2 separate regions of the Homo sapiens genome follow, and region 2 is linked to region 1. A link is a contact called in ENCODE Hi-C or POLR2A ChIA-PET data. All regions are on one chromosome and are shown on one strand. The core of a region is the stretch at or near the end of the contact, and the rest is flanking DNA. Distances in the headings are between cores, read along the strand shown. Region 1 holds the start of LINC01107 (long intergenic non-protein coding RNA 1107). Region 2 holds the start of STK25 (serine/threonine kinase 25).

The links. A loop is a pair of places that touch in the nucleus more often than their neighbours do. ChIA-PET counts read pairs that join two places held with the same protein, here RNA polymerase II (POLR2A).
Region 2: a map of sciatic nerve shows a loop between it and region 1 (19-fold over the local background). The contact joins the promoter of STK25 here to the promoter of LINC01107 in region 1. A Hi-C loop is called at or near these places in 1 of 168 maps with a recorded cell type or tissue (sciatic nerve). POLR2A ChIA-PET finds 5 or more read pairs at or near these places in 1 of 52 experiments (activated naive CD4-positive, alpha-beta T cell).

Annotation. Positions count from the first base shown.
Region 1 is chr2:238,553,738-238,557,137 of GRCh38, reverse strand. It overlaps LINC01107 (long intergenic non-protein coding RNA 1107), which reads left to right and starts at 1,639. Exons shown (of 3, transcript NR_037809.1): 1 at 1,639-2,664. RefSeq lists an enhancer at 671-1,172.
Region 2 is chr2:241,506,556-241,510,113 of GRCh38, reverse strand. It overlaps STK25 (serine/threonine kinase 25), which reads left to right and starts at 1,530. Exons shown (of 12, transcript NM_001271977.2): 1 at 1,530-1,671; 2 at 1,979-2,108. The coding sequence starts at 2,079. LOC107985788 (a long non-coding RNA gene) reads right to left here and starts at 1,242. Exons shown (of 2, transcript XR_001739177.2): 1 at 1,017-1,242; 2 at 219-676. RefSeq lists silencers at 1,126-1,895, 2,176-2,225 and an enhancer at 2,656-2,705.

The DNA.
Region 1 (3,400 bases), core at 390-2,889:
CTGTCAGCCAGCAGCCTGTGCTGGGAATCGCTGAGATGACCCTCCACAGTATCTTGGGGCTGGTGACAGCTGGGAGTTACCACCCCAGTCCTGAAAGGCAAGGGGCTGCCGGAGTAGCTAATGGCAGCTGGAGAGAGACCCGCCTGTCGTGGGTTGGGAGCTGGAGAGAGACCCGCCTGTCATGGGTTGGGTTTTTCAGAAGCAGGAGTTGAGACAAAGTCAGGATACAAGATGTTTATGAGGGTCCAGCACCTGGACAGGAGGGAGAAGCGGGTGGAGGGAGACGTTCAACTGTGGTACAGGCCTGTCTGGAAGCTCCCAAGTGCACAGTACCCATCCAGCATCCCACCTCGGGTCTCCCAAGACCCTCTCCCAGTCTCCGGGTGTTAGCTGGGCATGAAAAACTTGGCCCAGGCCGGTTGGGGCTCATCACTGGGAAGATCCTGAAGAGCTAACAGGTGGAAGCCATGTTCTGACCACTCCCCAAAGCTGGGAGCAAGTCCTTCCTGGAAGGGGCATCTGGGTGGCACATCTCCAAGTCTGTCACACAGGCCGAGAGGAGCCGAGAGATCAGCAGAAGGGCAGAAGTTGAGACGTTTGAGTGTAGGCAGAAGTAGAAGGCAAATGACAGCAACAGACAGGGTGGGAGCCAGGCGGCCTTGCCCAGCTCCTGCCCCCTTCTACTCTCTCTCCCTGGCTGCCAACCTGACCAGAAGCCAAAGAGCAGAGAAGCCGCTGGGGTCTGGCCCATGCAGTCAGCCTCCTGCAACACAGAGCGTGGCGAGGATGGAGGTGGGTCTGGACCAGCGGTAGACAGCCAGCACCATGGTCAGCAAAGCATGGCACTGTCCCTAAAGATACAGGGCTTTGACAGTCAGCAAAGCATGACACCGCCCCTAAAGATACAGAGCTTCGCCAGTCAGCAAAGCATGGCACTGTTCCTAAACATACGGGGCTTCGTTTTCCTTTGATTATTATTACTTGCATTTGAAGGAGCTTGGAAAGCATGAGAAAGATTACAGAAGGCTAAAACACACACACACACACACATACACACACACACACCATGCACACATGCACATGCGTGCACAGACAGGAACACACACTTGCCACGTACACACACATCATGCATGATACACATCACACACACATATGCATGTGCACACATGCACACAGGCACACACACACAGCATGCACACACATCCCATAAATATGCACATGTATGCACACATGCTCATATAGGCACACACTCTCACACACCATGCACACACACACAAGCTACACTTCGTTGCGTTGATTCTTTTACAGCTTTCTCAAATGTTTCTACAGATGTTGGTGCATTTCAATATGTTAACACTTCTTCAATTAATTTTAATAATACATACTTTTCAAAAATTACCTTCTTCAACTACGTTTTCAAACTCTTTTAACTTAGAATGGTAAGAATTGTTCTCTGTAAATTCTGGTTTATCCAAGGCTAGTCTTATGAGGGGAATTTGTGTTTTCTTACATTTCTTCTTGGTTAACAAGTTAGTAGATTATCTATTCGATTTTTCTAGAGTCAGCTCTCAGGCTTCATTTATCAATTCACTTGTTTCCATCTTTGAATTCATTATTTCTGCTGTTATCTGTAGTCCTTACTTCTGCTTTCCTTGGGTTTGTTTGTCTTTCATTTCAAGTGATTTCTTAATTTCCTTTAACAGTTTTTAAACTGTGGAATTATTTTCTCAGTATAGTCCAAGCTACATCTAATAAGCTCTAGCATGTAACTTTTTCTTTTTTGTTCTTTTCTAAATATTGTGTCACTGCTGATTTGGTTTTTCTCTTTTATCCATGAGATGACTGTTTTAAGTTCCCAGGAAGCGAGTCTTCTTGTTCCAATTTATTCCTGAATTTTTATTTTGACTGTCATTACACTGTAGTTAGGAGATGTGACCTCTACTGTCTCCAGCATTTAGAATGTATTGCGGATCCAGGGACACAGCAAGTCAGGTGGGCTCTGTCGCAAGGATGGTTACAACATAGACTACTTCCATGTCAGTCTTCCATTATTTGCATACTCGAGACCCTGATGTGTTGGCTAATTTGCCAAGAAACCCCCGCAGCAGACTGCGTCCGCAGGGCAGGGCTGAGTAGCAGGGGCAGCACCTCTCACAGGGGCAGGGCCGCTTGCCCAGCCTTGAGGAAGGGGGACCCAGACATTGCCTTTCTCAATACTGAGCCCCTAAACAGGATTTCTGGTCTGGGGTCTGGGACTAGGCTATCTGGACAGTCAAACTCTTCCCACTGCGCCATCAGCCCCACTAGGAAAGAAAGAGGAGAAATTAGGGCTTTGCTTTAAAGAGTTCAACGGTCAGAATATGTCCCCCGCAAACGGACATGCTGGAATCCTCATCCCCAAGTGAGGGCGGGGCCTCACATTAGGAGGTGATGAGGTCACAGAGGCAGAAACCTCACGAACGGGATCAGGCTCATCAAAGAGGCCTGAGAGACGACACCTACCAGCTGGAAGGCGGTTCCGCACCAGACACCGAAGCTGCTGGGCCTTCGACCTCGGACCTCCGTCTTCCAGAACTGTGAGCCACACATTCCTGATGCTCCTAAGCCACGCCGTGTACGGTATTTTGTTACGGTAGCCCAAATGGACCAAGATAGGAGCTAAAGGTAACTGACCACACCTCCAGCCCACCCGCAGAGCTAACAGACAGGCCCTCAGCTGCAGGCCTGGGGTAGAAGGGCTGCCAAAGGGGCTGTGGGGGTGACGGGGGGGCCGCATCCCTGTGGCCCCACTTGGCACAGGGGCTTTGACTCACTGCTGGAGCTGCCAGGCTTTGAGTGGACAGGCCTGGCCTGGGAGGGGGGCAGCAGCGGCAGAACGCACCTTGGACAGAGGACCAGGTCTCTCCCCTTTGTCCAGAAAGAAGTCCCCATGTTGAGTTCAAGGGAGGGGTGAGGCTTCAATTGAAAAAAAAAATAATAATAATGTCAGACTTGCTACCAGTCTTTGCATATGGACGTTTTGGCTAAATTTTATTTGATTTGGAGGGAAAAGGTAATGTGACATCATCCACACTCTGAGTAATACGGAGCAATTATTACCTGTTAAGCCCACTTACCTTCGTCTCCAAAACCTACCAGGGACTGGGAGATTAAGAGTGCCCACAGCTGTAGTGCCGCCAGTTTCTCCCTGTGGTTCCAATCCCACTTCAAATATTTTTTTTTTTTTTTGAGACGGAGTCTCGCTCTGTTCCCCAGGCTGGAGTGCAATGGTGCAATCTCACTACAACCTCTGCCTCCCGGGTCCAAGTAATTCTCTGCCTCAGCCTCCCGAGTAGCTGAGATTACAGGCACCCTCCACCACACCCAGCTAATTTTTGTATTTTTAGTAGGGATGGGGTTT
Region 2 (3,558 bases), core at 281-2,780, 3.0 Mb before region 1:
ACCATGCCTGGCTAATTTTTGTATTTTTAGTAGAGATGAAGTTTCACCATGTTGGCTAGGCTGGCCCCGAACTCCCAACCTCAAGTGATCTGCCTGCCTCAGCCTCCCAAAGTGCTGGGATTACAGGTGTGAGCCACTGCTCCCAGCCTCTTCTAGGCACTTCGGAAAAGTGCAGCGATTACTGACCACACGAAGGCCAGAGATGCAGCAGGCATCTATTTACATGCATTAAATACATATATTATCTTCATGCATTTACACATTCATTCAACAAACATTACTGAGCGCCTGCCGTGGGCTGGCATGGTCCTGGGCACAGCTCCGCTTGCAGGAAGCCCACTTTCTCCTGGGGAGTCAAAGCACAAACAAAGCCAAGTCAGTACGTAAAGAAGCAGGGGTGATGAGAGATGCGGACCCAGGAGGGGTTCAAGGGGCTGTCCTGGACGCATGACAGGGAAGCATAGCTTCTTAAAGGACTCGGCAGTGCACCATGAGAAGACACGCACCAGGGAGCAGAGAGAAACGCCAGAACCCTCTCGAAGAAGGAGGGATGTGAGGAGGTCAGGATAGTCACCTGTGCTGAGCCATCATGGAGAGTGAGGGCCTGTAAGGGTGGACACAGTATGCAGGAGGGACAAATCTTCCTCACCGGACAGGTGGGGATCCCTGCGGTGCACTAGGGGAATGCACACAGGGGGCACTATGACCTGGCGGCCCACGGGGCACGGGGACGCACCAGGTAGCCTTGGGATCTGCAAGTCCCTCCCGGACCCTGGGGAGTGCCATGACGGCTTCCAGCAGCAGTCACTGTCCTGGGCGCGTCCCGCGCTCTAGCCCAGGTGGGTCCCACAACGGTGTGACCAAGGACGTCCTATGACCACCCCTTGACAGGTAAGGAAACTGAGGCAGGAGAGGCGAAGCAACTCGCCCAAGGAATGGGCTGTGCCGGTAGCTTCTCCAAGGCCTGGTGCGCCCTGGCCTGTGCGCGTGATCCCGGGCGGGGTCTCAGTACGAACAGGGGCTTCGCGATGTGGCCAGCGCGGGCTTATCTCCGTGCCGTGACGACAAGGCTAGAAGCCTGGGCGGCCGCGGTGGATCCTCGTGGCGAGGCGGGGAGGGCGCCGGGCCTCACTGGCCCGCTCGAACCAGGGCTGCGCAGGGCAGAGCCCAAGGGAGAGGGCCGCGCGGCCGCCGTAACGTCGGAGACGACGCCTGGCAGGCGCCAGCAAACGCAGAAGACCCGCGAGGGCGAGGCAGGGAGGGCGCGACGCGACAACGACCACGTGCCCCGCCCGCCCAGGCGCGCGGCCTGCCGGGAGACGCAGTCCAAACCTTTCGGGAGCAGGACTAGGGGTCCCAGAGAGCCTCGCGGCGCGCATGCGAGCCCCGGCCCCCTCTCGCGCAGCCTGCCGGGACTTGTAGTCCAACGCCAGCAGGCTTCCGGGCCCGGAGTGGGCGGTGGGACTCGGGGTCCCAGAGAGCCGTGCGCGGGCCGCGACGCCGAGCACCGCCCTCGCCGTCGCCTCCGGGCTTTCTCCGGTCGCTGCCGCCACCACCGTTGCTTCGCGGGCTGGGAGGCCCGGGGTCCCCGGGCGAACAGAGGCTGCGGGTGGGAGCCTTCGCGGGCGCTGCAGAGCGGGCCGGGGGAGGCCGGGATGGAGCCCCGCGGAGGTGGGCGCGCTGCCGGGCGGGGCGCTTGCGGCGATTGGGGAGGGGGCAGAGGGAGGGGCCCGGGGCGGGGCTCGGTGGCGGGGACACCGGGGCGGGGGCACCGGGAGGAAGCTGCCTTGGAAGAGGTGGGGGCGGCGACGGGAGGGGCGGCGAGCCCCCGGGAGCCTGGGCGTTAGGCCCGGGCGTGGCGGGGCCCCGGCGGCCTGGGGGGTCTCCTGGGCCCCCCCCCACCCATGGAGCCCGCCGCCCCGGAGGTCGGTCTCAGATGACTGAACTGGGCACCGAGCGCCCCTGGTGTCCCTCGCAGTGGACTGACGCCGCAGGGGCGAGCTAGCCGGCTCCGCGCCTCTCCGCGGGATCCAGACGCCTCCTGGGGCTGCTGGCGGAGGGTCTGAGGCGGCGCGGCCATGGCTCACCTCCGGGGATTTGCCAACCAGGTGAGAAGGGTGCAGGTCAGGAAGACTAGCGGCCTCTCACCGAGGGGCTCCAGAGTCTCCTGGGGGTTCAGAGGGGAGCGCCACGCCGGAGCGGGCAGTGGGGTGAGGGAAGGAGCGCGCGTCGTGCGACCAGCGGAGCCGTCCTGAGGTGGGCGCAGGGCGGCCCCGGGGCTCTGCCGTGTGCCTGTGGCGTTTTGCGTGGCAGAAGCTCGCAGGCCTCTAGAAACCGAGCCCCTGGTGGCTCCGCCTGTGCGAGGGCGGTGGAGGTGCGTGAAGAGACACCGGCGCAGGGACGGGGCGCTGCCCCCAGCGCGGGGCGGGAACCTCATGTCAGCATCCGAAGGCAGTGGAAGGTCGGGGGCCACCCTGCGGCCTCGGCCTGGGCCGCGGGTCATTCTGGCCGTGTTGGGCTGGGCAGGGGCTGTAGGGGAGACCCTGGCGGGCGCTGAGGGGCTGAGATTGTGGAGAAGCAGATCTGAGTGGCCGGTGTGCAGGGAAAGCAGAGAACACGTGTGTGCTTTGGCCCAGGGGAGGGTGAAAAGGCTGCTCTGTCAGGACCGTTTAACCCCTGCGACGGGCGGTTGCCCGAACATGAGACTCATCTTTCTTCTTTAAAGAAGTCGTTTCCACTATGGAGCCACCTTTAAGCGTCTGGTGGGACAGCCTCGGAGGGAGCCACTACGGCGAGCCCTTAGCCTGGAATGAGGACCAGCTGCTGGTGCCAAAGGGCTTGCCGGGGAAGGAGGGTGGGGTCAGCCAACCTGGGGCCTGGGGACTTGCATTCTCTACCCCTCCCCACTTTTTTGACTCTGGCCGCTGGGTTTTCTTACATCTTAGCTGTTCGGTTTTATTCTCCTTGATGCCTTGGCTCTACCTAAGGCGTTGGAATCGCCGCTAAAATGTGTGGCCCTCCTTGTTCACTCCTATGTGCTGAATGGAGAGTTGGGCCTGCAGTGGAACAGGAAGGGCGTCTGTTCGCGTAGGGGCAGGAACTGGAGTCAGGGCTGCTTTGGAGGAAACCGGACCAGCCTAGAGACCCGGAACACCATGTGCAGCTGTTGGGCCAGGCAACCTGGACCTGCGTGGTCACAGATGAGACTGGGGCTTGCTGACTGTTGCTGAATTAAGCTAACAGATTTTTGGTTTGCTTTTGGCATTCTGTATCTGGTAACTTACATGACTAAGGTGCTGGGAGAAAAATCTGCCACCAGTTTATTTTACTTTATTTTTATTTTTTTGAGACGGAGTTTCGCTTTTGTTGCCCAGGTTGGAGTGCAATGGTGCAATCTCAGCTCACTGCACCCTCTGCCTCCCAAGTACAAGCGATTCTCCTGTCTTGGCCTCCCAAGTAGCTTGGATTACAGGCATGCGCCACCATGCCCAGCTAATTTTGTATTTTTAGTAGAGACGGAGTTTCACCATGTTGGTCAGGCTGGTCTCAAACTCCTGA